2 separate regions of the Mus musculus genome follow, and region 2 is linked to region 1. The links are chromatin loops, found by intact Hi-C in ENCODE. Cell type or tissue: left cerebral cortex. All regions are shown on one strand.

Region 1 (2,500 bases):
CTGAAGTGATGGATGGTTGCTTCCCTGGTGCCCTAAGTGATAAAATGCACAACCAAGGACAGTAAGATGAGACTTCCTCAAAGACAAACAATTTCAAGTAATAAACCTGAGGCTCTGTATATACATTCCAGAAAGGTTCTGACTGCAGCCAATAGCACTCTGCATATACATTCCACAAAGGTTCTGACTACAGCCAATAGCACGCAGAGGCTTCTCCACAGGAAGTCCTGGCCTGAAGAGTGAAGTGCAAAGATGGTCCTCGTCAGAAGACAAACTCGTGATACATTTCTATTGAACACCTCATTTGCAATTGTGGAATCAGGTAACATTTCACCTTAGAAAATGAAGTGGGCATTCCAGTGCGCCAAGAGAGGCACCTGGTTTTGCAAACAGAAAACTATGGAAAGAAGCAGAAATTAAGACCAACAACTTCAGAGTATCAGAAAGACAGAAGCCACTGTCTGCTCCACATCAGGTTAGTTTCAGATTCCTTTGTTGGTAAAGATCAAAACAGCGCAAGTGTTGTGGTCGCATGAATTGAAACTGGAAATCTGATCTCCTCCTGACTAAGTCTTCAGAGGCACACTTGAGTTTGATGGTACAGTGTTTTAGCACACATGACTCCATTTTGATTCTTGGTTTAGTCCTCTGGGGGGCAATGCAGAAGCTTAGTCCAAAACTGCGATGACCTATAGTGTTTCTATGACATCTATGAATAAACAACAGTTTAAAAGCAGCACGGGAGAGGTAGAAACGGACCACCCCTCTGGAAGACTCTACAGAGGAAGAGCCATTTAACTGGGTCTTAAATTGTGAGGCATTTACTAAATAGGTAAATGAAAAAGACAAATGAGGAAATGGTGTGTGCAAAATTTCAAGTGTGCTCAAGGGTCCTCAGGGCAGACTGTGGCTGAGGTGACACGAGAGGGGCTGTAAAAGCCTGGAAGAATAGCCGGGAGGAGGGCCTAGATACTCCTGACGCTGTATAACAGAGAGTGTAGGGGCTTGAGAGATGGCTCAGTGGTTAAGAGCACTGGCTGCTCTTCCAGAGGACAGGAATTCAATTCCCAGCATGTACATGGCAGCTCACAACCATCTGTAATTCAAGTTTCAGGGAGTCCAACATCCTCTTCTAGTCTCTCTGGGCACGCCTGTATGTATGCAGGCAGAATATTCATACACATACCTTAAAAATAATAAATAATAAAAACAAAAATAATAAATGAATGAATGAATGAATAAATAAATATTTGTTGCCCCTAGGGGGAAGAAACATTAAACCCTTCAAATTCCCAAGTAATAAGATGGGAGAATAGGTAGGCCTTGATCGTAGCTAAGTTTAAGCTAACAACATCCTGGGAGGGGGAAGGAGGCCATTCCAGGAAGACCAGCTATGGGCTTGCACTGAAGAGGTTACTGGAGACTGACTCCCATCATGTCTGAGTAATGAAAAAACCAAATGAACAATAAGCCAAGAAACTTCCAGAATACGGCTGACTGAGCTTCCTAAGCAGGCAGAAGCTGCTGCGGCAGGAATGGTACATCTCAATTCCACAGGAAGGGGGCACACAAGCTCCATGTTAGGGACCCTGACAAAACTCACCCTCTGAGTCTTCTCATTTGGCTGATCCTGACGTCTAACATTTGTAATAAGACTGTAAGAGTAGACACAGTCATGAATATGCATGAGAGATTGGCTCCAGACTCTCCATGGATATAAAAAACAATGGAAGTCCCACTTAGGATGTATATGCCATTTCCACATAACCTACACACATCCTTTGGTATTCTTTGAATCCATCCAGACTACTTGTAATACCTAGGACACAGCCAGCCAACTACAGAGGCCACTTTCTGAATCCTGCAAGATTTTCTAGCAAATTATTGAATCCAGGCAGGTGTTAGGATCCCCAAATTTGCAGCCCTTTGTGTGTGTGTGTGGGGGGGGGTGCATGTGAATGCAGGTGTCAGCCGAAGCCAGAGGTACCAAGTCCCTTGGAGCAGAGTTACAGGTGTTTGCCAGCCAGCTGACGTGGGTACTGGGACCGGAACACAGGTCCTTCACTCTTAACCTCTGAGCCACCTCTCCAGCTCTTGATTCATATGTTCTTTTTAAAAGGTAAGAAGCCAGATCTCAAATCAGGACTTTCAAAGTCAAAGACCTCAGCAGTGAAAAATCATGTGATAGTGACTGTTATTCCAGCATAAAAGCAATCCTCTGCCTCATTATTGATGCTGACGTCATCGGACCTTCATCACGCAGCTTGAGTGGCTTGGGCCGGAAGAACCAGATCTTTCCTTGGTAGATTAAAAGGCGGCATGGAAGATGGAAGCCTGCCCGGTGCTTGTTCACAAGCCTCAGATGTTTAGTTAACTGATTCATGGGAGCAGGTTTTCAATGTCTCTCAAGAACACCAAGCCGCCGATTCCAGCTTCTGCCATCCCTACAGCATATGTCTGCATAATCTGTGGGGGATTCTACAGAAGATGCTGATCATGG
Region 2 (2,500 bases), 760 kb after region 1:
ACTCTGCTCTGACAAAGAGAGGGGACAAGGTTCAGCTGCTTACAAGTAAATCTTTAGAAAGGTGGCTCACCCGCCGGTGGGCATTTTAGGAAGCATAGCGACAACTGGCCACTTCCGCTTTGCACAAGGGCACGAGAGAAGCTTGCAGATGCGGGAGGGGGCGGAGCATGAGGTCACGTCACTTACTTAGCATGAATCTCCTGGCCCAAGGACAAGTTACTGCACGTACATCCCGGGGGTCCCCTACTACTGTGCTGTGCCGAAGCACCAGTCCAGGAAACATGACAGGTCATCTTCTAGTTTGCAATCAGAATCCACGGTGGCTACTTTGGAACTGGGGGAGGGACAGGGGTCCGCTAGGGACCGAGTGGCCTTTAGGGACTAACTTCTTTTGGTTGTTGGTTGAATTTTGAAATGAAGGAGGGACACATGATGTAGACACATGGTAAAGGAGGGGATCAGAAATCCCCAATGTCTGAGAAAGAGGCAGACTCGTTAGGGGAGGATGGGATGTCAGAGGAAGACCAGAACCGCAGGCGTTTAGAGAGAGCTGGATGGACCAATGGAGACTTGTCTTTGTCCTTGCTTTTGCTTCTCAAAAAAGGACTCTTTTTGCGCTGGAATGCTAAATTGTTATCATTGTGACAGGAAGGAAAAAGAGAGAGAGAGAAAAGAGGAAGAAAAAAAAACACAAATGAAATGAACAATAATTACAAATGAGTCTAAGTCAGCAAAACGTATTTAGGGAAGCGGAATCCTGGCCAACCTACGCCTGATACCCAGGCCAGAACCATTTAGGCGCTGACTCAATTTAATTTAGTGGCGCCCTGGTGCCAACCATTACTCACGAAGCACAACAGGAGAGCTGCACAATGCCCCAGGAGCCACTGGTTTGGAGGATTTTTCAATTTCAGTGTGTTAAATTATTGAATAAGAATGCTCATTAAGGCTGCAGCCAGCATCTCTTACTCAGCCATTTTAATGACAGGCTCCCTGACTACTCACTCAGCTCACATACAGCTGCCGTTCCCACTCCAGGACACCGGACACACCTAATGACAGGCTGGCCCGCTGTCAGGATACAGTCTACCCGAAACACCTACCAACAGTCTGTAATTCTAAAATCACCTCCTTGGCTAGATGTATTTAAAAACACTATAATGTCTTTTTCATACCCCAACCTCCTAAGACCTGGAAGAATTATTTCCCTTCGGACCCCCCCTCCCCGCCCCCACCCTTCCTTGGCCTTTAAAGCAGAGACCCCACAAAGCAGACGACTCATCTAAGCTTCTGAACATACCTTTCAGTAGTAGTATTTATCAAGTGAGCCAACAGATTTCTGGTTTAGGATTAGAGACCAGACTTTCTATGTCTTTTGCTATACCACCACCTAGTGGTCACATCCCACATTACAGAATAAGGGTTCTAGATACTGACCACGGCTGAGGGAGGCATTAAACAAAACTCCACAGCCTGACTATGTGGAATGTGCAGGGACCCAAGCTGCTTTCACTGAAGGGAGTGCCCTCTTAGGAGCCTGAGGCTGAGACACCTGGGCTTGGATCTCTATTACTGTATCAGTTTTACTTTCTTGGTGTTCAAAGAAATACTACCGGAGTTCCCTTCACAAGACCACCTTCTAAAAACTAAATAAATAATAAAAAATGGACAGCAGTGATTGATGCCCACTTCATGGGTTGTTATGGATTAGAAGGGACACAAGGCTTGTAAAGTATTTCAAAGGGTACTCAGCCCCCAGTGGCAGTCTGCACCAGGTAGACACTCCTCCTAAGTTTTCTTTCTTGCTGTCACTGCACCCCCACCCCTCAAGGTGGGGTTTCTCTGTGTATCTCTGGCTGTCCTGGAACTCCCTCTGTAGACTACTAGGTTGGCCTCCAATTCAGAGATCTGCCGCCAGAGTGCTGGGACTAAAGGAATGTGCCACCGTATCAGAGCTTTTGAAAGTTTTCTTAACTCAGTTAAACTGAACATAGCAAATTCAGTTAACTGTAAGAACAATACAGTCTTAAGTGGGAAACATTAAAATATTGCCAGTATGGAAGCCAGAGGTAACAGGCCCTCTCTGGTTGTAAGAAATGTTAAGGTAATGTCTAGAGGCAGTTAAGGTCTGGGTGTGGCTGCTCTCACCTGTAGTCCCAGGACGGAGGCAGGAGGATTGTCACTAGCTCATGGTCTGTCTGGGTTATGCAGTGAGTTCAGATAAGACAGACCTACAGCACCTCATCATTGGAGATCCTGTCTCAAATGTCACAGTTCACTGCTGCCTCAGCGCTGACACACCTTTCACCTTCTCCCGACCCCACAACAGAGATGTAACTGACGGGTGCGTGCGTCCTCAGAGCTGACGACGTCACCACCTGTAGTGGTGAATGTGACCTCACCCACACAGAGGGCACCTGTTACTCAACATCCCGTCACCCCAAGAGCACTGGACTCCCTGACGTACATTCAGAAAGTTCTATAATAATAGATAAATGCT

The links. Hi-C counts contacts between places; a loop is a spot of excess contacts. Peaks named below come from ENCODE experiments on the same cell type or tissue, not always from the same donor. Only the 100,000 strongest peaks of a DNase experiment are listed, where the experiment ranks them.
Region 2: it touches region 1 in a loop (4-fold over the local background); 6 of 42 quality-filtered maps call a loop at or near these places.

What each region holds. Positions count from the first base shown.
Region 1 is chr12:100,164,791-100,167,290 of GRCm38, forward strand. No RefSeq gene overlaps it. Among named protein-coding and RNA genes, the nearest start is that of Nrde2, 6.4 kb to the left of the region's middle. In left cerebral cortex, a CTCF peak has its summit at 1,557; DNase peaks (open chromatin) are centred at 1,607 and 2,321; H3K27ac peaks cover 498 bases.
Region 2 is chr12:100,925,026-100,927,525 of GRCm38, forward strand. The region is part of intron 25 of Ccdc88c (coiled-coil domain containing 88C); the gene reads right to left. Among named protein-coding and RNA genes, the nearest start is that of A630072L19Rik, 12 kb to the right of the region's middle. In left cerebral cortex, a CTCF peak has its summit at 1,404 (motif pointing left); a DNase peak (open chromatin) is centred at 1,400.